Regions from separate parts of the Mus musculus genome. Here regions 1, 3, 4, 5, 6 and 7 are each linked to region 2. Evidence: chromatin loops called from intact Hi-C (ENCODE). Cell type or tissue: left cerebral cortex. All regions are shown on one strand. Links, peaks and the distances in the headings refer to the core of each region. The heading gives the core; the rest is flanking DNA. Region 1 holds the start of Sass6 (SAS-6 centriolar assembly protein). Region 2 holds the start of Rtca (RNA 3'-terminal phosphate cyclase). Region 3 overlaps Agl (amylo-1,6-glucosidase, 4-alpha-glucanotransferase). Region 4 holds the start of Cdc14a (CDC14 cell division cycle 14A). Region 5 has its middle 25 kb from the start of Extl2. Region 6 overlaps Cdc14a (CDC14 cell division cycle 14A). Region 7 holds the start of Mfsd14a (major facilitator superfamily domain containing 14A).

The links. Peaks named below come from ENCODE experiments on the same cell type or tissue, not always from the same donor. Only the 100,000 strongest peaks of a DNase experiment are listed, where the experiment ranks them.
Region 1: a loop joins it to region 2, with 2.9 times the contacts of the local background. A loop is called at or near these places in 17 of 42 quality-filtered maps.
Region 3: it touches region 2 in a loop (4-fold over the local background); 20 of 42 quality-filtered maps call a loop at or near these places.
Region 4: it touches region 2 in a loop (2.2-fold over the local background); 21 of 42 quality-filtered maps call a loop at or near these places.
Region 5: it touches region 2 in a loop (4-fold over the local background); 9 of 42 quality-filtered maps call a loop at or near these places.
Region 6: a loop joins it to region 2, with 3.0 times the contacts of the local background. A loop is called at or near these places in 31 of 42 quality-filtered maps.
Region 7: a loop joins it to region 2, with 2.4 times the contacts of the local background. A loop is called at or near these places in 6 of 42 quality-filtered maps.

The regions. Positions count from the first base shown.
Region 1 is chr3:116,592,588-116,596,991 of GRCm38, forward strand. It overlaps Trmt13 (tRNA methyltransferase 13), which reads right to left. Exons shown (of 12, transcript NM_030016.3): 2 at 2,052-3,006. The coding sequence starts at 2,198. Sass6 (SAS-6 centriolar assembly protein) reads left to right here and starts at 2,371. Exons shown (of 17, transcript NM_028349.3): 1 at 2,371-2,591. The coding sequence starts at 2,527. In left cerebral cortex, for the core only: a CTCF peak has its summit at 1,881 (motif pointing right); a DNase peak (open chromatin) is centred at 2,349; H3K4me3 peaks cover 1,989 bases; H3K27ac peaks cover 973 bases.
Region 2 is chr3:116,506,073-116,510,476 of GRCm38, forward strand. Rtca (RNA 3'-terminal phosphate cyclase) reads right to left here and starts at 2,103. Exons shown (of 11, transcript NM_025517.3): 1 at 1,873-2,103; 2 at 1,679-1,779; 3 at 763-906. The coding sequence starts at 1,917. In left cerebral cortex, for the core only: a CTCF peak has its summit at 2,181 (motif pointing right); a DNase peak (open chromatin) is centred at 2,113; H3K4me3 peaks cover 1,792 bases; H3K27ac peaks cover 1,038 bases.
Region 3 is chr3:116,747,381-116,751,784 of GRCm38, forward strand. It overlaps Agl (amylo-1,6-glucosidase, 4-alpha-glucanotransferase), which reads right to left. Exons shown (of 34, transcript NM_001081326.1): 31 at 3,018-3,115. Among named protein-coding and RNA genes, the nearest start is that of Slc35a3, 37 kb to the left of the region's middle. In left cerebral cortex, for the core only: CTCF peaks have their summits at 462 (motif pointing left), 1,658 (motif pointing left) and 4,022 (motif pointing left); DNase peaks (open chromatin) are centred at 1,641 and 4,011.
Region 4 is chr3:116,422,729-116,427,132 of GRCm38, forward strand. It overlaps Cdc14a (CDC14 cell division cycle 14A), which reads right to left and starts at 1,304. Exons shown (of 16, transcript NM_001080818.2): 1 at 709-1,304. The coding sequence starts at 757. It overlaps Gm40125 (a long non-coding RNA gene), which reads left to right and starts at 1,523. Exons shown (of 3, transcript XR_867571.3): 1 at 1,523-1,955. In left cerebral cortex, for the core only: a CTCF peak has its summit at 2,434; DNase peaks (open chromatin) are centred at 546, 1,344 and 2,383; H3K4me3 peaks cover 2,219 bases; H3K27ac peaks cover 918 bases.
Region 5 is chr3:116,031,446-116,035,849 of GRCm38, forward strand. No RefSeq gene overlaps it. Among named protein-coding and RNA genes, the nearest start is that of Extl2, 25 kb to the left of the region's middle. In left cerebral cortex, for the core only: a CTCF peak has its summit at 2,432 (motif pointing right); DNase peaks (open chromatin) are centred at 334, 604 and 2,445; H3K27ac peaks cover 627 bases.
Region 6 is chr3:116,329,419-116,333,822 of GRCm38, forward strand. It overlaps Cdc14a (CDC14 cell division cycle 14A), which reads right to left. Exons shown (of 16, transcript NM_001080818.2): 8 at 3,377-3,464. Among named protein-coding and RNA genes, the nearest start is that of Gm46839, 74 kb to the left of the region's middle. In left cerebral cortex, for the core only: CTCF peaks have their summits at 2,587 (motif pointing right) and 3,986 (motif pointing right); DNase peaks (open chromatin) are centred at 2,600 and 4,002.
Region 7 is chr3:116,660,126-116,664,529 of GRCm38, forward strand. Mfsd14a (major facilitator superfamily domain containing 14A) reads right to left here and starts at 2,552. Exons shown (of 12, transcript NM_008246.2): 1 at 2,270-2,552. The coding sequence starts at 2,353. In left cerebral cortex, for the core only: a CTCF peak has its summit at 2,416; DNase peaks (open chromatin) are centred at 2,003, 2,545, 3,912 and 4,236; H3K4me3 peaks cover 2,109 bases; H3K27ac peaks cover 1,508 bases.

The DNA of each region.
Region 1 (4,404 bases), core at 217-4,216, 87 kb after region 2:
TTCTATTCCTAAAATAAGGTAAGAAAACTTAAAGGATACAATGAAAAATAAGCAAGATTAGGTCATGCCGCATAATAAGAGTCTTCATTGTAGCTCGCTTCTGTATGAATGAATAAGTACTGTTTTGGCTTGCTAATGTAATTTTGCATCAGAGATAACACCTCCTAAAAATGGGTACAGTAATTGTATGCACCATTAAGAAAAGATGTTAACCATGTACTTTGGATTAACTAACAACAATATTCATCATGTACAAAATGATCTTTTGAAATAAATATATACTGGGTATAAGTGGCTAAATTGAGCTGACTAAAATACTCATTACTTGCATCCTTGCTCTTTTTGAAAAGTGTTGCCCATTTAAATTGATTTTAAAATGCGTATTTGTCTAAAGGTGTTCAAATATGGGGAAATGATGGGCGTGGTGGAGCATGCTTTGAATATCAGCTCTCCAGAGGAAGGGCAGACAGAGCCAAAGGCCAGCCAGGGTGACCCTCAGACCCTCTCTCAGAATAGAGTACAGGAGAAAATACGCCAGGAACAACAAGGCATGGCTTTAACAATTTAGAATGGGTCATATTCACTAGCTTTGCAACTTTTCTAAATGCTAGTTACAGTCTTTTATGTTTTATGCATTTAATTATAGGCACTGGGAGAAAAGCAAGGGAAACAATGTTGGCAGGTCTGCCCCACAGATCCTATCAACCTGGATGCAACAGGATGGCCCAATTATTAAATCCAGAGGCCAGTGGTTAGGTGTGATTCTCAGCTCTTTCTATTAGCTGCTAACTCTATAATCCTGACTGCTTCATGTAAATAATAGTATAGACTTTCTATATTAAGTATAGACTTACTATATTATTAAGTAGAATAATAGTATGACTTGCTTCCTAAGGTTTGTGAAAATTGAATTTTTAAAAGCAAAATAACGTTTAGTACTAGCCCTACAGCCAAAGCTGACCAAGTATTTACTCTTAATTTTTCTCAATTGTTTATTTCAATTTATTTCAGAATGTTCATGAAGATACGCACACTGAATTTTAGAGAAAGTTAAGGAATTTTCAGTATTAAAAAAAACAACATTATTTCATGTATAGACTTTTAAATTAAATTCCAGTGTGATTCTTTGATGGAGACCAGCTAGTTGGGAGGCTAAGGCAGGAGAATTCCTGGGATCAGATGTTCAAGACCAATATGAGCAATTCAGCAAGATCCCCATCTCAAAAACAGAAAGTTGTCTTTCAAGGGAAATAGTACTCTAACTTTCAAAGCGTAATCACAGAACACACACACACACACACACACACACACACACACATTTTTAAAATCTATTGTTTGAGTTTAGAAACAGTGTATAGCAGGTTAGTAAAATGTTTTCTTTTTTGGTGTAGAGGGTAATGAGGCTTCCTGTGACTTTAGACTTAACTCTCCAGGAAAACACCTTATGAACTTGTAATTATTATTCTGGGACGGAGAAGGAAAAATAAACGTAAAATAACAAACTTCAAAGTTGAAAGCAAAGTTTTTTGTTTTGTTTTGTTTTGTTTTTTTCTTTTTTTTGTCTCTCAACAGACATTAATGTCATAAGACATTTTGGTTGTAAGTGCAAAAGTATTAGTGGCTCCTAATGTATAAAGAACAGGCAAATTACTAATCTACAAGTCTAAACAAACAAACAAAAATTGTTTCTAAGTTTCTTCCCCATGCATTCACAAGTGGTTATCGTTCAAAAACAATAACTATAATTAATTAGAACCCAGTTAATAAAACCTAGTGATCTTTTTCAAGCACTCCTTTATAAAAATAATCACTTCCCCTGAGGATGGGGGACTAGCGGAAGGAAGGATGAGTGTAAGGGTCTCTGAGACAGCAGAGGGAGCTTTTAGTACAAGAAAGCAATGCTCCTCGGGGGCTCCTCGCGGCTCCGAGCGGTGGGCAGAACTGCATTTACTTAAATCCATGGGACGGAAGCAGGAACCTGTCAAAGGGGCGAGACTGGGGTCCAGCACCCACAGACCCGCGACTCCCAGGAAGGGAGGGCGATAGCTGACCTCGGCGGAGCCAGCGTGTTCGCCACAGAACCTTTTCCCCGCGGCCGCCACCATCCTGCAGAAGCGCTTCTTCTTTTCTACGAAGTAGTTGCATCTGCCGTCGATGGGAAATCCGATCGAGGGCGAAGTCGCCGCCGGAGCCTCCATAACGCTGGGTCCTTTTGAAAGCCTGGCTCAGCCCAAAGTTGTCAGTCCCCTTTGGTCCCACTTCCCTTAACAAACGTGGCCGCCTGAGGGGGGTGGGTCCACGGAAATGACGCATCAGCCCGGCTCGGTCGGTGCCCGAACCGGAAAAAGGTGACGGTGGCTGACGAGGTCCAAAGCTCCTTCGTTCCCTCTGTTTATCGTTTCCCTCCTCCTCCGCGGGAGCTGAGCGCCAAACTCAAACTCATCGGGACCGGCTCTTCTTTGCAGCCGGGACCGAAGGCCGGGCCTACTGGGCTTCTTCACCCTCCCGTCGGGGCAGCGGTCCGACATGAGTCAAGTTCTGTTCCAGCAGCTTGTTCCCTTGCTAGTGAAATGCAAAGACTGCGAGGAGAGGTGAGCTCCCGGAGCCGGCGGGTGGCGGTTGGGGTCGCGCCAATGGGGAAGATGGCGGCTGGGTTCCGTGGGGATCGGTCGGTCCGCGGGTGTCGGACTGTCACACCGGGAATCGGGAAGGGACCCTGCGGACTTAATGGATACCTTTGTTTGTGGCCGGGCCGGCCGTTGCGGAGGGGACGCGAGGAAAGGGAATGAGGAAATGGCAAGCCGACTCCTTCACGTCCGTGTTCTGGCCCTCAGCGGGACAGAGCCCAGCCTGTCCTTTCTGGGTGGCAACTCTGATTCTCCCTGTCATTTCCACAAAAGCTTCACGGTGACTTCAGGGAGCTGTCCGCACTAGGATTCAGGTCGCCCGGCCCTTCACTCATGCTCTCCTTTGAAGAACACTGGGGGTGAAGCTTTAGAACTCCATCTAAAAACAAAACAAAACGTTCAGTGACATATTTCGGTTCATCCGCACGTCAGTTTCAATCATTTAACCAACTCCCAAAACTGGAAAAATCAGGAATTCTGTACATTCAAAACATAAGTCAACCCGTAAAGCCCTTCGTCGGACCCCTGGGGATACCTTGATCTTCACAGAGTTTACACTAGGGTATCTTATCGCACAGATGAATGCAAACTTGCCACACTAACCACAGGCGATCTGATTTTTCCCTCTTTTACTAATAACTTTTTAGTTGTTAGTTTCTGTGAACATTACATTTTCTCATTTGCTAAATTGATTTAATATGTCTAGCTGTTCATTTGATTGCAATGAAGACCAGGTGTGAAAATGTTTGTAGAAACTAAACGGTGAAAAAAATGTTGAATTAAAAAACAACAAAAACAAAAAGAAGACACTGATGTATTGAGTCGCTGGACTGTTAAACTGTGGTATGCGATTTAAAATTAGGTCCAGAATCAACCAGCAAAGCAGTCAGAAAAATGGACTTAAAACATCAGCCGTATATAGGAATCTGTAGGTTATTTAATTGTCTTATTGTTTGTTTGATTTTGACAGTTGAAGTGGTGCCCTCACTTAGCATGCTCTACCACTGATGTGTAACCCCCACCCCACCCCAGCCTCTCATTGGTGATTATTTTGTGATGTTTAATATATAGACATGTAGTTATTGAATTCGGGCTAATCCAAACTGATGTCTGTAAGTATAAAATTCATAGATTTTGAAGACCTGCTAGTAACAGAAATGTAAAAAGTCTCAATTTTATGTTGATTATCTGTTGCGGCTTTATTTAGGGTATATTGGGGTCAAATGTATTCAAATTAATTTTTACTTTGAGAGTTATTTTTTTTAAGTAACTTCTAAACAGTTTAAAGTGACACACATGACTCAAGTTTGTGGTGTCCATTTTGTTTCTGTTGGGCAATATGGGCCATTACTTGTGATTCCATGCCTGACACTCTGAACTCTTCTTCGACACATTAAATTGTAATCACAGTTAATCGTGTTAAAACACAACTTCAACTTTAAAAATTACTCAGCCGGGCATGGTGGTGCACGCCTTTGATCCCAGCACTCGGGAGGCAGAGGCAGGCGGATTTCTGATTTCGAGGCCAGCCTGGTCTACAGAGTGAGTTCCAGGACAGCCAGGGCTGTACAGAGAAACCCTGTCTTGGGAAAAAAAAATTACTCTTGTTTAGAAACCCGATATTCCTATCACCCATGGCAAGGCTCAACCAGCTGTTCATAAATCAGATTTTTCTGGAGCACAGCCATCCTTATTTCTTACCCACTGTCTGTGGTTGCATCTGTGCGATGCAGAATCAATGAGCAATTGTATGGGAGTATTGGCTGGAAAATTACTG
Region 2 (4,404 bases), core at 88-4,087:
ATGAACCTCAGGCAACGAACCTGGCCAGAATTCTTGAGGCAGTGGGCTAGCACTCCAGTACCAGACGCAAAATAAGGATGCAATCAACCAAACAGTGCACAAAAGCAAGCAAACGCTGCTTCCTCTCCACAGTCTGTCATCGTGGGACGCTAGGAGGGGCTCTTAGCAGTTTGTTAAGCCACCCATTTCCCAGGAGGCTGAGTGTGTTTGGGTGGGGTTTTTTATGACTCTTGTTTTGTTTATTTTCTGGTAGTGGGAACTGGACACGGCAACTTTACACTAATCAAGCACTGAACTCGGTCCAGCTCCATCCCCAGGGGGGAGGGGTAACCGGGACAGCTGGGATGTTTAGAGTCAGCATCTCCCTGCACAGCAGGAGATGGAACCCAGGACCTTGGGCATGCAAGGCGAGCCTCCGACACTTTCTAGAGTTACATGGGTACTTACTAAGACAATAAGGGAAAACCAGGTATAGTAGTGACACAGGCCTGCAATCTCAGCCCCTGGGGGTGGGGGCAGTAGGGACAGGGACAGGCGGGATGAGTTCAACATTAGTGTTCACTTACAGGGAGACCTTGCCTTACAAAAACCAAAAAGAAATCTGTAAATAATAACAGCTACAACTAAACAAGCAGGCTTATCATTTACATTTTAAAAAGGGAGAAAACTGAACCTCAAAAGGTCCAAAGAGCACTCCCTCGAAGCCAAAGAATCTACATCTGAACCCAGGTCTGAATGGAGGACTGAGTGAGACATACATACCCTGCTGTCTTGGTATCTGCCGTGTGGACTCCACCTCTGATCTTCTCGGGGGTAAAGGTTATCTCTGTTGAGCCGATTTCTGCTCCCTCCAGGTGCCCGCCACACAAATCACGAACCATTTCCAGTCCAGATAAATGCTGAGGCCTTCAGGTCATAAGACTGCATCAAAACGTGTGCCATCAGACTGCCTATACCCCACTCTATGACAGTTACAAAAGCAATGGCCAGAAAACAAGTGTGATGTCTTCCAACAGGAGAACTTTGTCTGGGGCTTTTGATTTCATTCAATGACCACCCCGTGACACCAGTACTACCTAAATTATGTACTCCTCATCCCTAAATTCCCACCTTGAGGCCTCAACCCACACAAAATGTGATCATTTAAACAGGCCTTTTAAAGGTACAATCAACATAAGGGAGGCTATTAGGGGGTGCGGTAATACAATTTGACTGCTATTCTTATGAAAAGAGAGGGTGAGATTAGAGGAACAGGGATGTAGTTCAGTGGGTAGAGGGCGTGCACAGTGTGGAGGAGGCCTTAGGTTTTATTTCCAGAACCACATAAACTGGGCATGGTGGCACACAGCTGTAATTATAGCATCTGAGAGGTGGAAACAGGAGAATCGAAAGTTCAAGGTTATTCACCCTAGCAGAGAAGTTCCGGATTACCCTGGACTAGATGATATCTTGCAAGAACAATTAACAATAAACCTACCATGACAAGAACATGGACAAGCTACCCTGTTTCAAGGCGTCCTAAGGACAACTAGCGGCCTGCCCTATGGACAGAAACGGAGAGCAAAGGCCGCACTCTTAATTGCCGCCCGGGCCTCCTCCCCCCTAGAACCCGGGCTCCGATCTCCGGGCTCCCAGGCCCCCTACCCAAACTCCCCGCCCGCCCGCCCGCCCGCAGTACCTGAGGCCCGGCGTGCTGCGGCCCGCGCGGATCTTCTGCACGCGCAAGGGTAGGCCCAGGAGGCAGCTCAGGGCGGTGGAGACCCTGAGGATCTGGCCGCCCTGTAGAGAGCACCGGGGTGGAGAAATGACAGAGGTTGAATGGAGGCCCCCGCCGCCACGGCTCGCCCCGGCCCCTAGCAGTCCCACACTCACCCCTTCCATGATCCCACCGTCCACCTCCACCCGCTGGCCCTCCATGGCGGGCGCCTCTGAGCCCGGCCGGCAGCGACCACGTCCCTGCTGCAACCGGCAAAAGACGAGGCGCCCGCAAGCCCGCAGGCCTGATAGTGCGCTTCCGGGCCGAGCTCGCCGGAAGGAGAAAGAACCCGCGCCTCCCGGGAAACTGTTGCTGTGGAAACGAATTCCCCAGGGGACCCTGCCGGCAGCTGTACGCATGCGCTCCACCCAGCGCTCAGAGAGGCCGCGCGGGGCGTTGTGCGACTGTGTACCCAAACTAGCAGGGAACTGGGCTGGCCACAAGGGGGTGACACAGCAAAACCTTCAGGCTCCAGAAGCCCTTTCCCCCCAACAGGTACATTCTTCAGTTATCCCCCAGGCTGGTATTTTATTTTCCCAATCATGTGTAAGCACTGCCTTCTCCAGCATCCTCGGGTACCTCAAAGACTGGGAAATGAGGCTGAATTGTGTGATGAAACATCACTGTCGCCTAATTTCGATACTGTACTAACACAGTATTTTGGAAGCATGTAGATTACTTAAATCAATCTGGAACGTGCTCCAAGATGTGAATGGTTACTTGAAATGTTACCGTCAGAGCCTGGCCCCTGGCAGGCCTTAACAAAGTAGGCTCAGCCAACACCTTCTCAGTAGCCAAGCCAAGAAATAAGTATTAATGGAAGGCAGAAAGAAGAGATCTGTTACGTGTGGTCCCATTGGGAAGAGAAAAAAATAAATAAATAAACCTAGTCTATCTTCAGGGTTCTGATGGAAAGCTTAGGTTTAAGTAGAGAGCAACAGTGATTCACATGCAAGCAGTCCTAATCTAGGTGTGGTCCAGGCCAACACTGACCTGCCATCGACTCAATCTCTTCTGCAAAGTGGTCTAGCAGATTTTAGAACTGTAAAATCTCTTCCTGGGGCTGGCGAGATGGCTCAGTGGTTAAGAGCGCCGACTGTTCTTTCAAAGGTCCTGAGTTCAAATCCCAGCAACCACATGGTGCCTCACAACCATCCGTAACGAAATCTGATGCCCTCTTCTGGGGTATCTGAGGACAGCTACAGTGTACTTACATATAATAAATAAATAAATCTTTTTTTAAAAAAAAATCTCTTCTTGGATGACAAACTTGCCCCCCGGCTGGCTCGGGAACTCCGGCTTTTCCCATGGCCTAGCATGAGACTCAGAGAAACTTCCTTGTCTCATGGTCCGCTAAACCAAAGGGAGAGGCACAAACCCATTATAGTGTACAGAAGATGGTTTAGCGGCCTAAGAACCTAAAAAAAGGAGATACCAGTGATATAATTTTACAGACAGGAAATAATAAGACATTGAAGCAAGGCTGCTGTGCGAATATACATGTTGTACTTTTTAAAAATTATTATTATGTGAATGGGCATAATGTGTACACATTCATCTGTACACAGAGGCCTGAAGAGGGTATCGAATTCCCTGTGACTGGAATTCCAGAGGATTGTGAGCCACCAATCACACGGGTGAGAATCTGACCTGGGTCCTATGGAAGAGCAGCCATCTTCCCTGTGGTACCTTGATTATCATACATATTAGATTCCTATTACATAAATATAACACCCTCTGAAGAAAGCTAATCCTTTTTGTTTTTATTAATCACAGTGCTGGAGGCTGATGTCGAGGTTTGATGCATGCCAAATAAACACTGTACCAAACAGCTATAGTCTCGACCCCAGCTTATGCTTTCTAAAGCCGAACTCCTGCTGTTACTTGGGTGGTAGAAGGAAGTGGACAAGATAGAAGTATGAGGTAGAAACTGTCCAAAAAGCTGTAAGTGATATTGTAACCTGCATTGAAGGAGTGAGTATAGGCAACAGAGACACTCAGAACTGGGATTTCCCCAGGAATTCTTCTCAGGTTGGAAGAAAGACAGAAAGACCAAAAAACAGACAGACAGACAGACAGAAAGAAAGAAAATGTGTCTTCACAAAAGGTTTTGTCTAAAGTTTCAAAAGCAGTATTACTTAAAACAGTCCCAAAGCAGAAATAACGCCTATGTCATTAAAAAAAAAAATTAACATCAAAAGCCTCACAAGATCAGTGAAGTTAGAACTTTCTGGTTATTGTGTGTATGAGAACTGGAAATTGTCAAACCAAAGAACAGCAGGGAATCTCATTTTTGTAGAAGTTACTGCATAGTTTAGAGAGCTCCCACTCAAGTCAACAAGAAAAGTCAACAAGAAGGCTGGTGTGTAGCTCAGTTGGTAGAGTCTGCCTAGCAAGCTCAACAGGTCTGCTTGTTTGGGTTTTGGTTTGGTTTGGTTTTTGGCCACAATTGTATGTATTCAAAATGGGGGTGCTATGTAAAACCCTGACCCCCAAAAGAAGAATCAATAAGAAAACAATGAAAAATGAATGCACACAACAGAGAGGAAACAGTTAAAAGTACATGAAGGAAGCGTTTGAAGAATCAATATCCAGGGTTGGTGTGGGTGGCACATCTCTTCAATCAACAAAGGCAGATAGAGCTGTAG
Region 3 (4,404 bases), core at 149-4,148, 240 kb after region 2:
TTGGGCCTTATCTATACTGGGGAAGTATCCCACAATTTATACAACCTTAGTCCATGTAGGGTCATGTTTTAAATTTCTCTATGAAGCTATTTTAAAATTAAAATGAGGCCGGGCAGTGGTGGCACATGCCTTTAATCCCAGCACTTGGGAGGCAGAGGCAGGTGGATTTTTGAGTTGGAGGCCAGCCTGGTCTACAGAGTGAGTTCCAGGACAGCCAGAGCTACACAGAAAAAAAACCTGTCTCAAAAAAACTCAAAAAACCCAAAAAACCAAACAACAAACAACAACAACAACAACAACAACAACAACAACAACAACAACCAATAACAAAAAACAAAAACTAAAATGAGGGCTGGCGAGATGGCTCAGCGGGTAAGAGACTGCTCTTCCGAAGTTCCTAAGTTCAAATCCCAGCAACCATATGGTGGCTCACAATCACCCATAATGAGATCTGACGCCCTCTTCTGGTATGTCTGAAGACAGCTACAGTGTACTTATGTAAAATAATAAATAAATCTTTGGGCTGGAGCAAGCAGGGACTGAGCGAGCGGGGCCGACTGGAGCAAGCATAGGTCCTAAAAATTCAATTCCCAACAACCACATGAAGGCTCACAACCATCTGTACAGCTATAGTGTACTCATATACATAAAATAAATAAATAAATAAATAAATAAATAAATAAATCTATCTTTAAAAAAGTAAAATGAGTATACGGTCAGATTATAAATAACAGTTGAATAGATATTGCTATAATATGTAGAATTTAAAACAAAGTTATATACTGAGCAGTGTTATAAACATTGCCAACAGATGAGTTATGCATAGTAAGTAAGTAAGTACAATTTAACTAAATTGTAACTTTTAAGATGTTGTTTCATGACACAAAGTGGCCATATGAACCTTTATCATTAACTTTTAGTGAGATCAGCAAGTCTTCTGTTTGTTTTTGAGGGCTTAGAGTTTGAGACAGGGCCTGACTGTGCGCCCCTGGCTGCCCTGGAAATGTCTCAGTAGTCCAGGCTGGCTTTGAACTCACAGAGACCTTCCTTTGTGTGCCACCACACCTGAGCTGAACATGCAAACAGACAAAAAAATAACAAGTATCTGTAAACAAAATTTTGGGTATCAAGAACGAAATCAAGCCAAGCATGGTGGTATGTGTCTAATGCTAGGAGGTTGAGACAGGAGGGTCAGGAGTTCAAGGTCAGTGTCAGCTGTGTAAGACTCTGTCTCAATAAACAGAAACGAAATAGCAAGATCAGTATATAGAAAGGCCAGTTGACACAGGGGCAGTGGTGGCACATGACTTTAATCATAGCACTTGGAAGGCAGAGGCAGGCAGATCTCTAAGTTCAAGGCCAGCTTGGTCTACAGAGTGAGTTCCAGGAAGCTACAAAAACAAAAACCCAACCAAGAAAGAAAGAAGGCAGGCCATGTATAGCGGTACACGCCTTTAATTCCACCCCACTCTGGAGGCAGAGGCCGGCCTGGTCTGCAGTGGAAATCAGCACGTGATAAAGTATAAAAGCCTGGCTCAGATGGTAAGCACACTGGCTGCTCCCCCAGAGGATGAGGGTTCAATTCCCAGAATCCACATGTCTCACGACCACCGGTAGCTCCAGTTCCAGGGTATCTGATGCCCTCTTCTGGCCTCTGTGGGAACTGTATGCAAGTGGTGCAACAGAGCTACATGTAGGCAAAACATAAGAAAACAAAAACAAAAAACCCAGAAAGACCCTAGAAATTTAGGAAAAGGGTTATAAAAGTAAAGACATTTGCAAATGCAAATTGTAAGATAAAAAAACCACAGTTCTTTACTGATTTAGGCAGAAAGAGTGGTGCAATTGTCCAGGAAGGACGGAGACTTCTGGAAAAGAAGATCATTACAGCCACCACTACAAGTGGACACATATGCCTGCCACTTAAAATAGCACAAACAAGTGTAGGTTATCCAGGAGTATGGAAAAACTATCCACAAAAACAAAACATAAAGACTGTCCTTGAGGGCCTGGAAAGATGGCTCAGCAGTTACGAGCATGTGTTCTTCTTGCAGAAGACCTGGGTTCAATTCCAGCACTCACATGATGGTTCACAACTGTCTGTAACTCCAGTTCCAGGGGATCCATGCCCTCTTACTGCCTCCAAGGGCACCAGGCACACATGTGGCACAAAGAAATATATGAAGGCAGAACACTTATACACATAAATGAATATGGGGGTGTGGTGCTGAGGACAGAGCCCAGGGTCCTACATGTGGTAGGCATGCACTCTACCACTGAGCTACATCCTTCCAACTGCTCCTCACGAGGCGGGCTCTCATGTGGCCAGGCTGGTCTCAAACTTGTGAGACAGTGGAAGGCCATCATGGACTCTCAATTCTCCTGTTTCAACTATCCAGAGGCTGGGCTACAAGTATACGCCATCATGCTGGGCTCAAGAGCTATTTTAAAGATTTATTTATTTACTTTATGTATATGAGTACACTGTTGCTGTCTTCAGACACACCAGAAAGGGCATCAGACCCCATTACAGATGATTGTGAGCCACACTATGGTTGCTTGGTATTGAACTCAGGACCTCTGGAAGAGCAGTCAGTGCTCTTTACTGCTGAGTCATCTCTCTAGCCTAATACTAATAATACTAATCTATGTGGGTTAAACACAATTTCAACTGCCTTCTTCTTTTCCCTTTCCCCTTTCCCCTTTCCTTTCCTTTCCTTTCCTTTCCTTTCCTTTCCTTTCCTTTCCTTTCCTTTCCTTTCTCCTTTCCTTTCCTTTCCTTTCCTTTCCTTTCCTTTCCTTTCCTTTCCTTTCCTTTCCTTTCCTTTCCTTTCCTTTCCTTTCCTTCCTTTCCTAGACAGTGTTTCTCTGTGTCCATCCTGAAACTCATTCTGTAAACCAGACTGGCCTTGAACTCAGAGCTACCTGCTTCTGCTACCTCCTGGGTACTAAGATTAAAGGCATTCACACCCACCACCCAACTCAACAACCTTCTTAATACTAATATTCCAACTTACTCTGGGTCTAAAGTTTTCATGCCAAGGGGACCAAGCAATTTTTTTTCTGCAATTTCCAAAGCCTTCCAAGCCTTCTCAGCAGTAAAGAGTTCAGGGGCCTAATGAAGGTGAAATAAACAAAGAAAAAACATTTTAATATCGCAGAACAATTAGTTCTTACTCATGTAAGAATATGGTGTAGGTCAGATGGTGAGTGGAACCTGACGACTCTAATCCTCCGAGGCGGAATCTGAGTCGCCTTTCTCGGCTGAGAGGCTGGGAGAGCGCACGGGCCACCGGGGCCACCCGTGAACAAGAACCAAACAGGAGCCACAGCTACACCGGAGGCAGAGCTCACCTCCCGCTGCCACGTCCTAGGCGTGCAGGAGCCCTATACGCGTACCCGAAGCTTCTCTCCTCTCTTCTTGGCGATAATGAACTCAGAACTTGTACGCCAACAGCACAAATGCTTGCGACGGGTGGAAGGAGAGAAAATCTGCACCCATCTTACAGAGAAAGCGGAGCAAAGGCATCACGCCAAAGTGCCTCTGTGCAAGCCTGCTCTCTCTCTCTCTCTTTCTTTCTTTTTATTTTATGTGCATGGCTGGGTTTTGTCTGCATGCATATCAGTGTGAGGGTGTGAGTTACAGAGAGTTGTGGTTGCTGGGAAATGAACCCGGGTCCTCTGGAAGAGCAGTCACTGCTCTTAACCACTGAGCCATCTCCAGTCTGAAAGGGTACACTTTCATACCACTACAATTAGTAATATCTGCTTAGTAATCTTTTTGACAAAGTCAAACACCCAGGGAGGCATGGCTAAACACAGTCCTCCTAGTCCACTGCCCTGAAGAGTTTATTTTTAGACTGAGATTTTACAATAAAAGGGGATCAAGAATTCTTAGCTAGGTGGCTGGAGAGATGGCTCAGTGGTTAGGCACACTAGCTTCTCTTCCAGAGGATATAGGTTCAATTTCCCCACACCTACAGGGTGTAATTCTAGTCTCAGGGATCTGATGCCCTCTTCTGGCTTCTTGGGGCATTGCATATACATGACATACATTACATGCAGGCTCCTCCTCCCCCCCCAATAAAATGGTAAAACAAAATAATAATTAATAATAAATAATCCTTAGCTAAATAGAACTAATGAGAGAAAGACCACAAAGGAGACAGATGTGACTATAAGCTGCTGTGGACATTCCCTAACACAGAGCTTTCTGTCTAGTGCACTGGGGAGCTGTTTGTGGCATGCGCTGAGGTAACACAAATGTTCAGCAGGCCAGGGTGAGGGCTGAGGCCGACTGAGGCAGCTGGACCTGGCCTAAGAGACCCAGTCCATTCAGCCCAGTGTGTGCATAGACGCCAGGTACTGGGCATGTGTGACTCTGGGAGCGTTTGTTTCTCTGCA
Region 4 (4,404 bases), core at 170-4,169, 83 kb before region 2:
AGGATTAATAACTGCTACACATCGTTTAAAGACCTTTAACACGTGGGATTCTTGGAGAAACAGGATCTTCCAGAAAGCTACAGAGCCCCAAAAGCACATCTTGCTAAGAGGCTAGAAGACCCAGCAGGGGGCAGAGCATCTTCTGAGTTCCCTCACCCCCTGGTTGCGTGCGGGCGGGTGCAGACAGGAGCTGTGGGTACCCGCAAAACTGGAGACACAAGTTTGGTTCGGAAACCTTCAGACCTCAGCTGCGGTGGAATGGGAAAAGAGGCGAGCTTCTGCCGCTGCAGCTTAGCAGACTTCAAGAGGAAGGAAGGAAAGATAGGGGGGTGTGGTTGGGGGTAGGGGGTGTCCCAAAAACACGGGCCAGCCACCGAGGAAGTAGAGAGTTAGCGGATGGAGGATTAAAACCAGCAGGCTCCCCACCAAGATAGGTTTGCAGGAGGATCCCAAGCAGAGAAGCCTGCACTGTCCGGGTACGAGGAAGCTGCAGAGGGAGTGAGAACGCGAAAAAAGAAGCCGGAAGCAGGGGGTCCTCCGGGAGTTGAGTAGCGAGAAGGGGCCCGAGCGCCGAGCCGCAGTACTGAGGGACACAGGGCCCGAAAAGAAACCCAGCATAGAGGCTTGGGACAAAGGGGTGAGCCGTGAGGAGTTGGGGGGGGGGAGTGGCGTGGAAGGGCCGGAGGATGCCGGGTGGCTGCTCCTCACCTTTCATGAACTCGCAAGCCCCGATTAGTTCCCCAGACTCCGCTGCCATCTTAAGCGAGATCCGCACGGGGGAGGGCTGGGTCGTGGCCAGCTGAGGTCACCCGCCCCCGGGGGCTTCCCCACTGCCCAAGAGCTGGGAGCTCGCGGTCCCAATCACCGAGCCTGCCTGAGGGAGGAGGCAGTCGCCCAAGGCGGAGGCAGCTGCAGGGTCAGCGCGTGGGGCGCCCCGGGGACATTCCGTGGGGAACCGAACCCGCTGGGCGCGGGACGCACACGCCCCGGGCTGTAACCGCTGTGATCCGGACTCTGCGGCGGCGGCGGCTGCTGCTGCTTCTCGAGCTGCAGCTCCTCCTTCTCGCGCTGCACCGTCTCCACCAAACCTGGACGGCGCACACCAGCTCCCAAGGCCGGGCAAAGTCTTTCCCCGGCTCCCAAAGTGATCATGGAGGACAAGACGTTTGGCCCGGATCGCGCCCGTGGCCACTCGTGCGGCAGCGGGCAGGACTCCGGAGGTGTCCGCGGGGCTAGTAGCAGCTGCTCAGACTCCTCCTTCGCCACCTCCTTTCAGCAGCAACTCTTCCTCCCTCTCCTCCTCCTCCTCCTCTTAGGTCCGCCCCCAGACCTGCCTCCCCGCCCTCCCTCGTCCCCCTCCACTTTCACCACTCCGCGGCCATCCCTTAAAGGGACAGCTCGGCTCCTTTCTCTGAGCCGGCCTCGGGCCCCAGTTACCAGGCGCCCCGCGGGTCACTAGGAGCCAGTTGCTAAGGCTTTGTTGCCTTTCACCAATTGCTACACAGGAAACTTGGCCCTCTGCCTGGGTGGGGTGGGGGTGGGGTGGATGTCAGGCGGAGCCACAAACTTATGAATGAAAAAGGATGGGTAGAGAGGAGTGAATGCCTCCCAGGAAGCTGCGACTGCCTGGCGGGCTGAGATGCTGTCTCCACGTCTGCACCGGCTAGCTCTTCTTCCACACCAGATTTTTTTTTGTCTCTCAAGCTCTTTCCTGCTTCACTCAGTTTCTTCTAAACTCGCGCGCGCGCACACACACACACACACACACAGAGACACACACGCACGCGCGCGCAGACACACACATTGAAAAACCTCAGACCTTCTCCATGTCGGGTCGTACCGCTAGCTATCTTTCCACCAACCCCTATTCTCACCACTATCGGATCTGTGTCTTTATAACCAATTTTCAAAAGAAGCGATACCTCCTAGCTCCTGAGTACACGGACTGATGCCCTGTAAGTACTAGAGTCTGCTCTCACCTAGGCTTTGTTCTCAAGGGGGAAAAAAATTCCCGTCCAGTTCTCCAAGTCCTTTCATTTTGGCCACAGGTGTGAGCGCAAAATTACACCAGAAGTGTAAGGCTCTAGTCTCGGACTGTAGGCTATCCTAGGCGAAGGGAGAAGAGGGAAAAGGATCTCTTGTCCACAAGAGAAATGAACAGAAGATTTCTGTAGTCTTGGCTGGAGCGTTGCAAAGGAGTACAAAGGCTCCTCTCCAGGAGGCCCCGGACTTGTTCGGCAACGTTTTGATCCAGTTTGGAGAACTTTAATGCTGGGAGCCCTAGGGACGGAACTAGTGGCCAGCCCTTCCCTTACGAAAATGGCGCTACTGAACCACTATCACCAGAGCATGCGCTCTGAGTGGTTTCTCCTTGAAACGGGGATTTGTGCAAGCCTTTGAAAGCTCGCAGTTGCGTGTTGACCTCTAGGGAGAGAGGGGGCGCTCGAGCAAAGTGCCGGCTGAAGCAACTTGGAACACTGACTCCAGGGAGGCAATTCTTAGGCCATTCTTCTGCTCTGCCGGCTTTCCATAAAGCTAAACAAGCACAAAACTAAGTGGATACTACTTTGATATACTGGAAAGTTATTCAGAGCATCTCGGTAATTCTAGCCAAACACATCCTTGGTAAGGGAGTTAAAAAGACACCCTCTCCTTACATTCAAAAGTTAACCCCGAAAAAGAAACAGACTTTACAACTGTAAAAGTCCTGAAAGTTGTAATGAGCCTTGAACCCTTTTGAAGTGTATTACATATTCTAAGAGTCCTGAAAGCAAAGACCTCCCAAAAAGAAAAAGGGAGAAGGAGGAGGGGGAGTACACTTTAAAATAGCCAGGGGTTGGTGGCATATATCTTTAATTACAGCACCTGGGAGGCAGAGGCAGGTGAATCTATGAGTTCAAGGCCAGCCTGGTCTACATAGTGAGTTCCAGGGCAGACAGGGCTATGAAGAGAAACCCTGTCTTGAAAACTAAAAAATAAAAAAAAGAAGGAAAAAGAACAAAGACCCTCTCAAAACTTGAATGTTACCTTTATTCTCCCAAATCCTGGTTTTAATACGTTGAACAATTTCAATTTTGTTGGAATAAACGTAATTGAGATTTTTTTTAATGAAATATGTAGAAAAGCATAGCATGTCAGTCTCAGTAGGCTTCGCCCCTTTGTCTATAAAGCTAACAGTAAAGCCCACTCAACCCATTTCTAAAGCTGCCGCTTTACAAGTCTTATAGTTTTTCATCTGACTATCAACTGCAGTAAAAAGTTGGAGCCAGAGGTGGTGGCTTGCGCTGATTTAGAGTGGCCATAGTCATTTGCTCCTCCCACAGTGTAGGGGCTACAACACAGGCTCTCAGGTTTGGTGGCCTGCATCTTTACCCACTGAGCCATCTCACGGGCTAATGCGGCTGTTTTTGGGTTTTTTGAGGTAGGTCTGGTATAACCCCAGGCTGGCCTGGAACTCCATACGTAAAGAAGGATGACAATAAACTCCTGATCCTCCTTCCAGGAACCCAGGCCTGTGTCACTCTGCCTGGCCATCACATGACTGTACGTTCATAAGTAGTCTCAGGAGAGAGATCCATAAAACACTTTCAGGGGGGCAGATTTCATTGAATAGCTCCTGTAACAACAGGGGTCTATTCTATTCCCAAAAAGGGTTCTACATTGCCTTTCATAGAATTCTCCTTAGAGGTTTTAGACATGAGGAATGAAGTGTGACCTAACAAAACTCTTTAAAAGAGATGAAAATGGGGGCTGGGGAGATGACACAGCAGTTAAGGCGGCTTCCTGATCTTCCAGACGACCCAAATTAAGCTCCACTTCAAGCACCCGTGTTGAGAGGCTCACAATTGCCATTAACTACAGCCCCAGAGCATCCAACACTCTACTGGACAAAATAGCACCCATACCCATGTGGTACATTCTCATGTAGACACACATAAGACTAAAGTAAAAATAAGTAAAAATGGCCCTGAGTTTGTGGCCCATGCCTATGGTCCCAGCATGAGAGTGCTTCATGAGTTGGAGGTCCAACTGGATTAGTGTGAGATAAGATGCTGTCTCAAGCCAAAATTTAAAGGAAAATTATTTTTCCTTACCATATTTACTATATATTTTTGATAATAATTCTTTCTTCTGTAGTTTTTGGTTTTTGAGACAGGGTTTCCCTGTCGCCCTGGCTGGTCTTGAACTCTCTCTGTTGACCAGGCTGGCCTGGAACTCACAGAGGATCTGCCTGCCTCTGCCTACTGAGTACAGGGATTAAAGATGTGTGCCACTTCCATACAGAGGATAAAATTCTTTAATACTGTGCTGTGAGTAATATTAGTAAACTAGGACCTCTCTAAGTCATGCTATTAAAAACTCTGCAAGAAAAATATACAGCATTGTACACATGGCACATACACA
Region 5 (4,404 bases), core at 255-4,254, 470 kb before region 2:
TGTCCACAGAGAGAATTCCCATGAAATTTATGTGACAGAGTCTCTGTATCTCAGCATTTCATTGATTTCCGAGAAGAAAATATCAAAAACCCAATTGGGGTTTTATTTTTTAGTTCTTTTTTGTTTGTTTGTTTTGCTTTTATCACAAGAAAGCAGCTTTATTTCATACCAGGTGTTAACTTGGACTAATCGTGTGTGTGTCTGTGTGTGTGTGTGTGTGTGTGTGTGTGTGTGTGTGTGTGTGTGTGTTTCTAGGCCATCTGGCAGTTTGGGGCAGATTGTTCTGGTTGTTACAACTGGAGGTGTGCTACTCACCACTGATATGTTAAGGGGATGTTGCTAAGCACCCACCAGTGAACAGAGAGGATTTGACAGTGACACAGCTGAGAAAAAGCCTGCTTAGCACCATTTGTTAGGTCATTTGGTTATTACTTATCTACATGGCATGACTTCTCACCTGTAAGTTCCATGCTAGTGTGACAATGCCTATGGGGATGCAAACTCGAGGGAAAATGTGCTTGTCTGATAACACGTCCAGTGTGTGAGGCTGTGAGCATGGCTCCATCAGAAAGCCACAGACATCTCCTGTGATGGCTTTTTCGGACTGATTCCTCTCCTCTGGTCCACATTCATCTTCCATTCTTACATTGAAGAAATGCAGAAGACAGCTTGCTTTTCTGAGAAGGACTTGGGGGAAAAAAAGCATATTTCGGATGTGCCAGATAGAAGCATTACATAATACTCTCTGTATTCAAATAGCATATCTTGAATCTGAGAAAGCTGGCAAAAATGTATTGGAGAAAGCTAAATATAAATTTTAAAGCATGTTTGCATGCATAAGGGTGTGTTTGTTTGTTTGTTTGTTTGTTTGTTTGTTTGTTTAAATCACAAGCAATACACATCTAGTAAAGGCTATCAGAATGGGAACATTCTTTTTTCTTTTTTTTTTTCTAGAATCTTCCAGGTATCCAAGTATTTTAACTTATTTTTTTCTCACCTTCCTCATGAAAGAAAGGAGCAAACAAAATGATTAGCAAAATTTCTTTCCAATTGTAAAGTTTGATGACCCTAAAGCAGGATGTTGAATCAGTTGTTCTTAAAAGGTAGCAAGCATGGATTGAACATGTAGTTAAGTTAGTGGGATGCTCTCCTGAGATGCACAAGTCCACAGGTTCAGTCCCCAGCACAGCATATGCTGTGACGCATGTGGGGCACACACTTTAGACTCAACAGAAAGTGGAGACAGGAGGACCAAGTCATTCTTGGCTACAGGGCAAGTTTGAGGCTGCCCTGGGCTACTTGGAGCCCTGTCTTCAACAAAAACAGTAGCATCCATGTCTTACTTTTGGGCAAAAGAAAATTCTACCCTGCAACATCCCCATCTTGAAACTCGGTGCTCTCACTTACAGCCTAGGCTCAACTGTCCAGAGCAGAGCGTCGGAGCAAATTCTGATGTAAACACGGCTGTGTAGCCTAGTGTTGGAGGATGGATCACCATCCGACAAGTATGCTGGGAGCGGTTATCTCTGAGGACACTCACTCCTTTTTTTTTTTAAACAAAACAAAACAACCAGTTGTTTTATTGAGAAAATAGAGGAGATGCCTCCATCTTTTCCAGGTGATCCCTATCAGAAGTGGGAGGTGGCAATGTGGCATGCTTTCCACAGGGGAAAATAGTCTGGGCAGGCCCCAGAAAAGTAGGGGTGTCAGTGGGGGAGGGCTGAGTGGGACCTGAAAGGCAGGGGGTGAGTGGTAAAGATGCTAGCTGCTGAAAGAAAGTGTATAGAAAAGAGGTACACTTCCCAAGGCCTAGAGCTGCCTCCTTCCAATTCTTCATAAATAAAATTTCACAGTAATAGAAGAATGCCTACATCTAGGTCTCAACCGGCCAGTTTCAGGCCGGGAGTCAGTATTGGTGAGGTGCCAAGGGTGAGACCTGGCTTGGGCTGTGCTCAGGGGTCACTGTGCCCTGGGGGGCCAAGAGCACTGCTTTTGTGCCCTGTGACGGGGCAACACCCACTCCTTAACAACATTTCTCTTATAGCAGTGGTTCTCCACCTATAGGTCACAACCCCTTTGGGGAGTTGAAAGTTCTTTTCACAGGGGTCACCTATGACCATAGGAAACCACAGACATTTATATTACAATTACAGTAGCAGAATTACAGTTATAAAGTTGCAATGAAAATAATTTTATGTTTGGGGGTCACTACAAGGTGAAGAACTGTATTAAAGGGGTGTGACATTAGGAAGGTTGACAACCGCTGGTTTATAAGGTGCATATGGAAAGTTGCCACAGGCTAGCAAGAACCATAAATTTCTACTTACAGCCATTGATGTGCCAAACCCAGAATGCAAATTTGAGTTGCGAAGACTAAAGTCCTACTTACGAAACACAATTTTTAGGAATTAACTTTCTTACCAGCAGATGTCACTGCAGCCTAATAGACTGATTTCTGTCACTTTAGCTCCCTTCCAGTAAACTTAGCAAATCTTTTACCTTAGCGGTGTCCCTGATTTTCCCTAAGAATGTCTTCTGCAGTGAAGTTAAAGAGAGACTAAGTTAGGGAGAGTGAGTTGACTCAGCCAGGAAAGGTGATTGCCACTAAGCCTGGGACCTGAGTTCAAACCCTGAAATCTACATACTGGAAGCAGGAGACGGACTACCTAAACTTGTTCATTGACCAATACCTGTATGCCATGCCATGTTCATGGCCCGCCCCATGATTAATTAATTAATTAATTAGTATGTTATTAAGTTATGTGAATCCTGGCCTAGGTTGATCATATTAAATAAACTTATATCACCCATTAACATATTTTATGTAACAATGAGGTTTCTCAGTTAAACCAAAGGCATGATTTTAAACACAGAATTGTACTGTGCAATAAATTATCAGAATAACTCACTATTTCAAAACTCAGCCATCCCAAATAGTAGGAATAAAAATTCATTTATCTCTGGCAAGTATAGCTCTTGTATAATAATAATAGTAATAGTTGTAGTAATAATGATAATAATACAATAGGAAATAATAAAATAATAATCTAACAAATAATAAGACTTAAATCATGTACTATTGCTCTTTAGAATGCAGCCTTTTGCTTTTAGCCAAAGTTTTTTTTTTTTTTTTTTTGAAGTAAAAGCAAAATATAATTTTTATTAGATATTTTCTTTTTTCTTTTTTTTTTTCCATTTTTTATTAGGTATTTAACTCATTTACATTTCCAATGCTATACCAAAAGTCCCCCATATCCACCCACCCCCACTCCCCTGCCCACCCACTCCCCCTTTTTGGCCCTGGTATTCCCCTGTACTGGGGCATATAAAGTTTGCAAGTCCAATGGGCCTCTCTTTCCAGTGATGGCCGACTAGGCCATCTTTTGATATATATGCAGCTAGAGTCAAGAGCTCCGGGGTACTGGTTAGCTCATAATGTTGTTCCACCTATAGGGTTGCAGATCCCTTTAGCTCCTTGGCTACTTTCTCTAGCTCCTCCATTGGGAGCCCTATGATCTATCCATTAGCTGACTGTGAGCATCCACTTCTGTGTTTGCTGGGCCCCGGCATAGTCTCACAAGAGACAGCTACATCTGCGTCCTTTCAATAAAATCTTGCTAGTGTATGCAATGGTGTCAGCGTTTGGATGCTGATTATGGGGTGGATCCCTGGCTATGGCAGTCTCTACATGGTCCATCCTTTCATCTCAGCTCCAAACTCCGTCTCTGTAACTCCTTCCATGGGTGTTTTGTTTCCAAATCTAAGGAGGGGCATAGTGTCCACACTTCAGTCTTCATTCTCCTTGAGTTTCATGTGTTTAGCAAATTATATCTTATATCTTGGGTATCCTAGGTTTGGGGCTAATATCCACTTATCAGTGAATACATATTGTGTGAGTTTCTTTGTGAATGTGTTACCTCACTCAGGATGATGCCCTCCAGGTCCATCCATTTGGCTAGGAATTTCATAAATTCATTCTTTTTAATAGCTGAGTAGTACTCCATTGTGTAGATGTACCACATTTTCTGTATCCATTCCTCTGTTGAGGGGCATCTAGGTTCTTTCCAGCTTCTGGCTATTATAAATAAGGCTGCTATGAACATAGTGGAGCATGTGTCCTTCTTACCTGTTGGGGCATCTTCTGGATATATGCCCAGGAGAGGTATTGCTGGATCCTCCGGTAGTACTATGTCCAGTTTTCTGAGGAACCGCCAGACTGATTTCCAGAGTGGTTGTACAAGCCTGCACTCCCACCAACAATGGAGGAGTGTTCCTCTTTCTCCACATCCTCGCCAGCATCTGCTGTCACCTGAATTTTTGATCTTAGCCATTCTGACTGGTGTGAGGTGGAATCTCAGGGTTGTTTTGATTTGCATTTCCCTGATGATTAAGGATGTTGAACAT
Region 6 (4,404 bases), core at 265-4,264, 180 kb before region 2:
CTGGCATGTCCCCCAGCAAGCAAGCATTCTTGTTACTGATCTACTCTTGGCCGGTCATCCAAAGTGACCACGGGAATTTGGGTCACTGAAAACCTTGCCTTGCAGCCCAGGGGTTAAGAGGACTAATTTCCTAACACACCAGTTACCACCAATCACTCATTCAGGATTCACCCATTCAGGGTTCGCCAGCTGCTGGCAGATTCCTGGCAGCCCAGGCAAGTGAAGTGACCTCATTCACAGGGATCACGTGCTCCGGAGTATGACCCCGAGGGGATCACGTGCTCTGGAGAAAGAATGACCCCGAGGGATCATGTGCTCCGGAGTATGACCCCGAGGGGATCACGTGCTCTGGAGAAAGAATGACCCCGAGGGATCATGTGCTCCGGAGTATGACCCCGAGGGGATCACGTGCTCTGGAGAAAGAATGACACCCCCCCCCCCAGATCACGTGCTCCGGAGTGAACCAGAGGGTCTCCATACTATGCTCTTGGCTGCACCCCTGCTCACCCTGTCATTTTTAAAAATTTTCTCTCAGCTCCAAGCCAGGCTTCCAACTCAGTCTTTGTAATTCTGGGTCCACCTACTACTCCATGCAGACTACCCTTCTAGCATACTTCCGTTTGCTCTCAAAGTAGGAGAGATGGCAAGACAACCAAAGGAAACCTTTCTTCCCGTCTGTCAGCACTTCAGCCAGAGCTCCCATCTCGGCTTGGCATGCCTTGAACCGGCCAGATGTCTTCCCTGACAGCAGAGTCTCTGGTGCATTCCCTTCAGAGCCCTGAGGACCAGCAGAGGCTCTTCCTCCACGGGCCTCCGTCCTCCCAACTCCCCTTTGTTTCTTTCATCCCTCAGCCTCAAAGGAACCCACTACCTTCTCCATCGCCCTCTGCATCCTTCGTTGCTGTCTTTCTTCTTAGTCTCACTGTAGCAAACTCCCTGTACTAAATTTCCTCTGAATGCCTAACATCAAGAACTCTGATGACAGATGCTGTTGGAGACGTGTGGAAAGTGGAACTTTTATTCAATGTAGGTGGGGTGCAAGCTAGTACAGCCATTGTGGAAATCCTCATGGAGATTACTCAAAACATTAAAAACAAATGGACCGTAGGACTTAGCGTACCACTCACTATATCCAAAGGACTCCTATCACAAAGATACCTACACATCCATATTTATTGCTGCCCTATTTACAATAGAAAGGATTTAGAGCCACCCTAGATGTCCATGAACAGAGTGGATAATGAAAATGTGGAACCAATTCACAATGGGATGTTACTCAGCTGTAAAGAAAATGGAATTTCCAGGGGGGAAAAATGGATGAATCTGGGATGTATAATACTAAGTGAGGTGTCCCAATCTCAGAAAGACAAAAATCCATATGTTCTCTTTCATCTGTGGATCCTGGCTTGTAATATATACATGTATGTATGGAAATGGATGTCGTTACAAATAAAGCCTAGAAAACTAGGAAAGCAAGAGAGGGTGAAAAAGAGGTGCTAGTGATAAAAAAGCAGAGCAAGGAGGGACTGACATGAAAGTCAGAATCACCAGGGGAGGTAACAAGAGAGGGCTGGGGTACCGGGCCATGGGAGGGATGATGGAGGGCTGGGCATCAGCAATGGGAGGGATGATGGAGTGGGAGGGATGATGGAGGGCTGGGCATCAGCAGTGGGAGGGATGATGGAGTGGGAGGGATGATGGAGGGCTGGGCATCAGCAGTGGGAGGGATGATGGAGGGCTGGGTACCAGCAGTGGGAGGGTTGATGGGGAGGAGACTCTACTTAAACACACTTCTTTCAAAAATAGCACAATAATATCTAAGACTGTGTGTGCTCATTTAAAAAGATTAAATAAATAAATTTTTTAATGAGTAAATAAAAATTCCTTGTGGCTGGAATCCCTGGCCATGGTCCTGCTCTCCTATGTAAACCCTGCAGATACATTGTTTCTTCACCATTTCTAGTTCTCCAGCCTTCTCTTGCCATTAGTGAGCTACCCCACACAGTCAATAGATGCCGTTCACTTAGCATGGTATCAGGACATTGATATAATGATGATGACAGTAATAATACCTAATTTTATTGATCACTTGCTATGTCCCCAGGCGCCAAAGTACTCTATCTGGATTATCTCACTAAACCACACAGTTACAGAATAACTAGTGCCTGGATAGCTTACCATGCACACATAGCTAGCCAGCGTTTACACCCTGTAAGTCACACTCTAGCACCTGTGTGGGTGATTGTTTCAGGTAAGGCTCAATCAACGCCATTCCATTTATCAGGACACCAAGTAAGAGAACAGGACAAGCTTTTTTATTAGAAAGAAAGAAAGAAAGAGAGAGAGAGAGAGAAAGAGAGAGAGAGAGAGAGAAGGAGGGAGGGAGGGAGGGAGGGAGGGAGGGAGGGAGGGAGGGAGGGAGGGAAGGAGAGAGGGAGGGGGGACTTTGAATTAATTAAAACCAAGAAAAATCATCCAAACGTGTGGCAATGTCACTGTCATGTTGTGAGGGACTGGTTAGTCTTTTAATATCAATCCACCCAGGGTTGATTGGTCGCTCACCCAACCCTTACCGAATCTTGCCACTAGATGGAGACATGACATCAGTGAAGCACAGGACCCAGAGGTGCTAAAGAACAGGCTAAGGAAACAATTTCAGAGCTAAGAGACTTCAATTCATCGTTTCCCAGACTTCCCTTTAAAGTTGGGAAAGTGGGGGAAAGCTGAGGGAAATGACTGTTCTAGGTATGATAATAAGGTAGCCAGAACATTGGGATAAAAAGACAATTGTGTAGCTGCTGAGGGACCTGCCACCTTGAGGCCCTTCATCCATGTCTCTAATCCTATCCTCACTAGCTGCCCAAGACGTGGGTCTGTCCCCTCATTGGGCTATACAAGGGAACTAATGCTTCCAGAAGGAAGGACGCTCACAGCAGGTTCCACAACCAGTAAGGGATGGGGAGCCAGGCCTCCACCTGCCTACAACGCTGCGCTTATTAAATGGACAAACAAACACTTTGAATATCTGGAATTCTGTCTCAAGCTACCCTCCAACTGCGGCTCCAGGGACTCTGATGGCCTCTTGTGACCTCTGTAGGGGATGTGCTCTGTGTACACACCACCCATGACATACCTTCCCACACACACATATACACATAATTAAAAATAAAATAAACCTGCTTTAAAAAAATAAAATATAATAGAAGTTTAGCATTTAACACACAAATTAATACTGTTCAATTTTGAAAATTATGAACAAATATTCCTCAAAGGATATTAGCCAAGGAAGTGAATTATATATGGAAATACATTATGGAGAATGTAATGAAAATGAACTACAATAGATGTTTACGTGACACAGGAAAAAATGACCTACCATTCTCAATCTTGCTTTTAGGATGCGGTCCACTGAACGCTAAAAACTTTCCTGGAACGATCCAGTTGAAGTCTCCGTTTTCAACTCGCTGGCAGAATTTTGTGAAAAAAGGAAAGAAAAATAGTTTATAGTGTTTCTACAGTTTAAGAAGTCCTTACAAATAACGTGTCACACCGTCAGTACTAGATTAATGGGACTTACATAAGGGGAAACTAATATATAATAATAGATATAAAAAAACACTATAGTATCACCTCATTTAAGAAAAGTTTCTACTCAGATGATAAAAAATACAGACTGTATGAAAGGTTGTTTGTCTGAAAGTAAACTTGTCAGTCTGCAATGAAATTTTATTCCAGGAAAAAAAAAAAGCACAAAAAACAAAAACAATAGGTCGAGGTAAGGGAAAATATAAGGACTCTCATGAACATAGCAAGGAGGCTTTAAATAGTGAAAAAACTATAACTATCTGGGTCACAATAAACACAATCGCTTTTATTCTTCTTGTTGTTGTCGTTGTTGTTGGGAGTAATTATGCCTACAATCAATGCTGCTTTAAAGACTGACAAAGGGCAGGAAGGAGGGACGAGACACCATAAACCTCTCGGCCACAGTCGCCTGCAGAGGGCGCCAAGCCCAAACAAAGGCAAAAAAAAAAAAAAAAAAAAAGGCAGGCGCTTCTAGCCCTGGCTAACTGGTGACCCTGGGAAGCTGACTTAACTAGGTCTGACCTTCCAAATGGACTTTTCAATGAAATCTTTCTTTGACTGTTGACTATCTTTAAATAAGTTTTTAAACCCTATGAACCCAAATAAAATGTATCTGCTGGCTGACTGATGAATACTTGTCAACCTTTGGTCAGCAAACTCAATGTGCTCATCAGCAAAGGCCTACAGGCCAAGAAATGGCTCGCCTTCCCACACTCCAGCACCTCCTCCATCCTCAGTGGCTTCCCTGTCCTTGTGCTACTAACCCATCCGGACTAGGACATGGATTGGTGAAACCCAAGACTTTGCCAGTGACCAGGG
Region 7 (4,404 bases), core at 274-4,273, 150 kb after region 2:
TACTGTTTCTCAGCTCTCACACGGCAGCTCAAACCCAGAGGACGGAATTCCCTCTTCTGACCTCCTCAGACACCAGGCAATCATGCTGAACGCATACATACATTTAGGCAAAAACACTTGTGTGTGCGATTGCTCACAGCTCTCCACATGTGTGTGTGTACATCTTTGTTTTGTTTTTGAGACAGGGTTTCTTTGTGGAGTCTTGGCTGAACGGAGTTTACTCGGTAGACCAGGCTGGCCTTGAACTCACAGAGCTCCACCTGCCTCTGCCTCCCGAGTGCTGGAATGACCACCTGGCTCATAAATAATCTTAAAAAAAAAAAAAGGCAGAATGAAAAGGAAAGTGAGGCAGAGTAAGATGGGAAAGGACGATGTTCTTAAGACCTGACTTTCAAGGAAAGTTTTCATTGATTTAGTGTGCCACCAAGACATTTTTACTAGTAAAAAGTATTTTGTGTACTAAAGCAAGCTAGAAATTTGCTATATCTTTATAAATAGCAAAAAGACTTAAACAAACAGAACCTCTTCTCGCCAGGCATGGCAGCACACACACCTATAATCCCAGCACTTGGGAAGCACAAGTAGGAGGGTCCTAAGTCTGAAGTCTTTCTGAACGACCTGAGATCTGTCCTCAGACACAAAGCAAAATCCCAACAACAACAAAAACATGTATCTCTTCTCAAAGTCAGAATTTGGAATGACTCTTCTGGAGGCTGACATGAGCTCTAAGTTTGATCCCTACTATCTCATCAAAAAAATATTTTACAGAGCAAACCAGACAAAAATCCAAACATTATAAAAGGTCTGCTCCTGCCGGGTATGGTGACGCACGCCGTTAATCCCAGCACTCGGGAGTCAGAGGCAGGCGTATTTCTGAGTTCGAGGCCAGCCTGGTCTACAAAGTGAGTTCCAGGACAGCCAGGGCTATACAGAGAAACCCTGTCTCGAAAAACCAAAAAAAAAAAAAAAAAAAAAAAAAAAGGTCTGCTCCTTAATTATCTTGCTTCTTGTCTTTTGCAAAGATTGGTCTTAAATAGCACCTGGTTTTTGAAAATATGCTTCGTTATAAGTTTCTCTCTCTAAACCTGACAACGATATTCTTTCCTCCCAGTATAGCTCCTACTAACTTGGTCAAGACAGCTAATGAGAATTCATCAAAGTAATACTTTGATCAGGTACAGTAAGAAAATCTGGAAAGCTCTGAACCCTCTTTTTTCACTAAAAGTCAAAGCTATGACAACTAATAAATCTGACAGTTAACTGAACATATTCCGAAATCGTTCCATATGTCCCAAGCTTTCTAAATGATGGCAGTTGGACTAGGCCATGTTCTCAAATGTCAAAAGAAAGTTGTCATTTATTTCAAACTGATTTCAGCAAATCCTCCGCGGTGGCCTACTTACATATTTAGTGCTTTGCTAGCATTGATCAAGGCTCCATTAAACTACAAACAAATGGAAAGAAACAATGTCTGCAACTTCACCACAGAGACACATCTTACTTTTCCATTCTATTTCGGAACGCGATACCAAAGGAGTCAGCAAAGATCAGAGTGTAACGCTACAAACACACAGCACAACAAAAGTGTACGTTTGTTTTCCAATGACAAATCCTATATCGACGTCTGGTAGCACACTGCACAGTGCATAAAGTTTTCTGCGAGTAACGACTGTCTAAAAGGCACATTTTTAGCCTCAGTCCGCCTGCCAGAATCTGTCTCCGATCCTCACGCCATGACCAATTCTAAAGACTTATTTTGAGGCACAAGGTGAAGATTTCTCTAACGGAGAGGGCCCCAGGGAAGGTCAGGCTTCCGACGCCGGGAGAGGGGACGAGCCCACTCCCCGACAAGGTAGCCGAACAGCTCCAAGCCGCTGCTCCGGCTCCCGGCGACCGCGATGGGACAACGCACGTACCCTGGCCCAGCGGGCCGCGGCGGCGGCCACCCGCCACAGCATACGGAGCGCAAGGCTGCCCAGCCTCCCCGCGCGCCGCGCTGGGCCTGGCGAGGCTGCGGAGGGGCCGCCGCCTCCTCCCCGAGGCCGGGCGCACGTGGGCCGAGGCCGCAGGCTCCGAGACGCAGTGCCCCGCCGGAGGTACCAGCAGCGTCCAGGGGAGCCAGGCCGCGGAGGCCGCAGGCCGAGACCGCGGCAGCGCCGGCGGCACGGAAGGGCAGGGCGCTCTCGGCCCAGCGAAGGCGGAAGCGGGGGGAAGAGCGAGCCGGGCCCGCACCCGGGCCGTCCTGCGGCGCGGAACCAGCAGCACTCACCGTGCCTCCGTCCTTAATGATGATCTTTTTGGCCAGCATGATACTGCGGTTCGCGGCCCGTTTCTTTTTCTTCCCCTGGGTCATTTTACCATCCTCGACTCCCGGCGCTGCAGCAGCCACTCAGGGGGCGGGCGGCCCCAGCGGCGAGTGCGGTCCCGCCACTACTGCCGGGCCGAGCCGCTCAGGGCGCACGCCGCCATCTTGAGGGCCCGGCCTGCCTCGGGCGGCGCGTCACATCGTGCGATCGGCTGAGTCGCTCGCCACGCCCCCGTGACGCAGCCACGCCCCCGCAGTGCGGGCACGCCCCTCCAACCCTGCAATAGCGGAGGACTGGGAGGTGCCGCGGGAGCGGGTGGAGCCAGGTGCTTTGGCTGCCTAGCTTTTGCCCTCTAAGGCGCTGAGCGATGGCTATTTTAACAGTTTTTCCTTCACAGATGAACTCAAGTTCCGAAAAGTTTTTACCTACTCAAATCTGACAAATAGTTTCTCAGATGCTCAGGCGTCCCAGGCTAATAGCATCCGCATCAAATGCATCCCCACCAAAACAGAATTGAAGGGGACAACGGGAAAGTTTTCCAGGAATGGTCAGTAGCAGGTAGAGGAGTTTTAGCTGTTGATCTGATGCCCAGCTAGGTCATGCTGGCTTACATACCCCCACGTACCAGTACATTCTCTCCCAGTGTAAACTAGATGCCATACTTTATAGGCTTTTAAAAATTGGTTTGACTAGAAGACTGGTAGAAAGAGCAGACAGGTGGAATATGAAATGTGATATTAACAGTACTGACATTTACTTTGAGGCAGCACATTATGTAGACCAGGCTGGCCTCAAACTGAGAGATCTCCCTGACTACCTCCCATATTGTGATCAAAGTCATGTGCCACCATGTCTAGCAAAGTCTTCATTTTGGTAACTGTTGGAAAACTTTCCTTTAAATATACCTTCAGTGCTAGGTATGAACGAGCACAACACATGCTTTCCCCCATCAAACTGTTCGATAAAGGGGAACTGGAAACAAACCAAACTGTGGCAACAGCGATCCTGGATGTGGTGGCTCTAAGTAAGATAAATGTTCCCAAACTCAGTGATATTCCTCCCTGGGAGAAGTGGAAGGGGCTCCCTCCCTCTCCTGGCTTGTGGCCTGGTTAGTGATGGATGACCTTGTTTTAACAGGGCAAAGCAGAAATGACAGCACTGACTTTAGAGGAGAGGTCATAAAAGGTACTGTATGTTTTTGCTAGGCTCTTCATTTACTCCAGTCAGGGGTTGCCGATTGTTATGCCATAATACCAGAGGAACTATGGAGAGGTGCTGCCGTTGAGCTGAAATCTCCTTCAAAGCTTTGTGGATTATCTTGGAACGAGATCCTCTATGCCTGGTCAAGCCTTGAGCTGACTGCAAACTTTATGAGACCTTCAGCTATGAATACCCAGCTTAGCCACATTACTGGGATGGGGCTGTAGCTGGTTCTTTTGGAGTGCTTTTCCTGTAAGCATAGGGCTGCGGATTCTATCACCAACAATCAGTGAACCCAGCATAGAAGTGGATGCCTAGATCCTGGCATGAAGGAGAATCAGGAATTCAAGGACAAATCTGAGAGCAGCCTGGGTGTGGGTGGATTCTTCAGGCCACTGAACATCAGGCTATTTATTACATGGCCTAAGTAACTATTAGACAAGGTAAAGGAGAAAGCAGGGGGCACACATGTGAGGGTTACTGTAGCTTTTCTGTAAATTTCAAAATAAAATGTTAAAAATAAACCTGGTTGGATGTTCTGTTTCTTCTACTTGCATGCTGACAAGAAATGGAAAATAAGCCAGTTTTCATGGATGGGGAAAGAAAAGCATCTTGGGTGGTAAGGATTTTCATCATACTTACTTTAAAAATAAAATTCTCATATAGAAACTTCCTTGAAGTCCAACTTCAAGCTGTTGAGAGTGGGAGAAACTTCATAACTAAATCCCGAGATCATATTTTGCATGGGTGTAGAGGATTAAGAAGGTTGTTCTAAGGTAGGCGTGGTGGTGCATATCTTCGGTCCTGGCATTTGTGTTGTAGAGACAGTGTGACCAGGAGTTCAAGGCCAGCCTCTACAGCAAATTCAAGGTTAGCCCCAGGCTACATGAAAACCAGA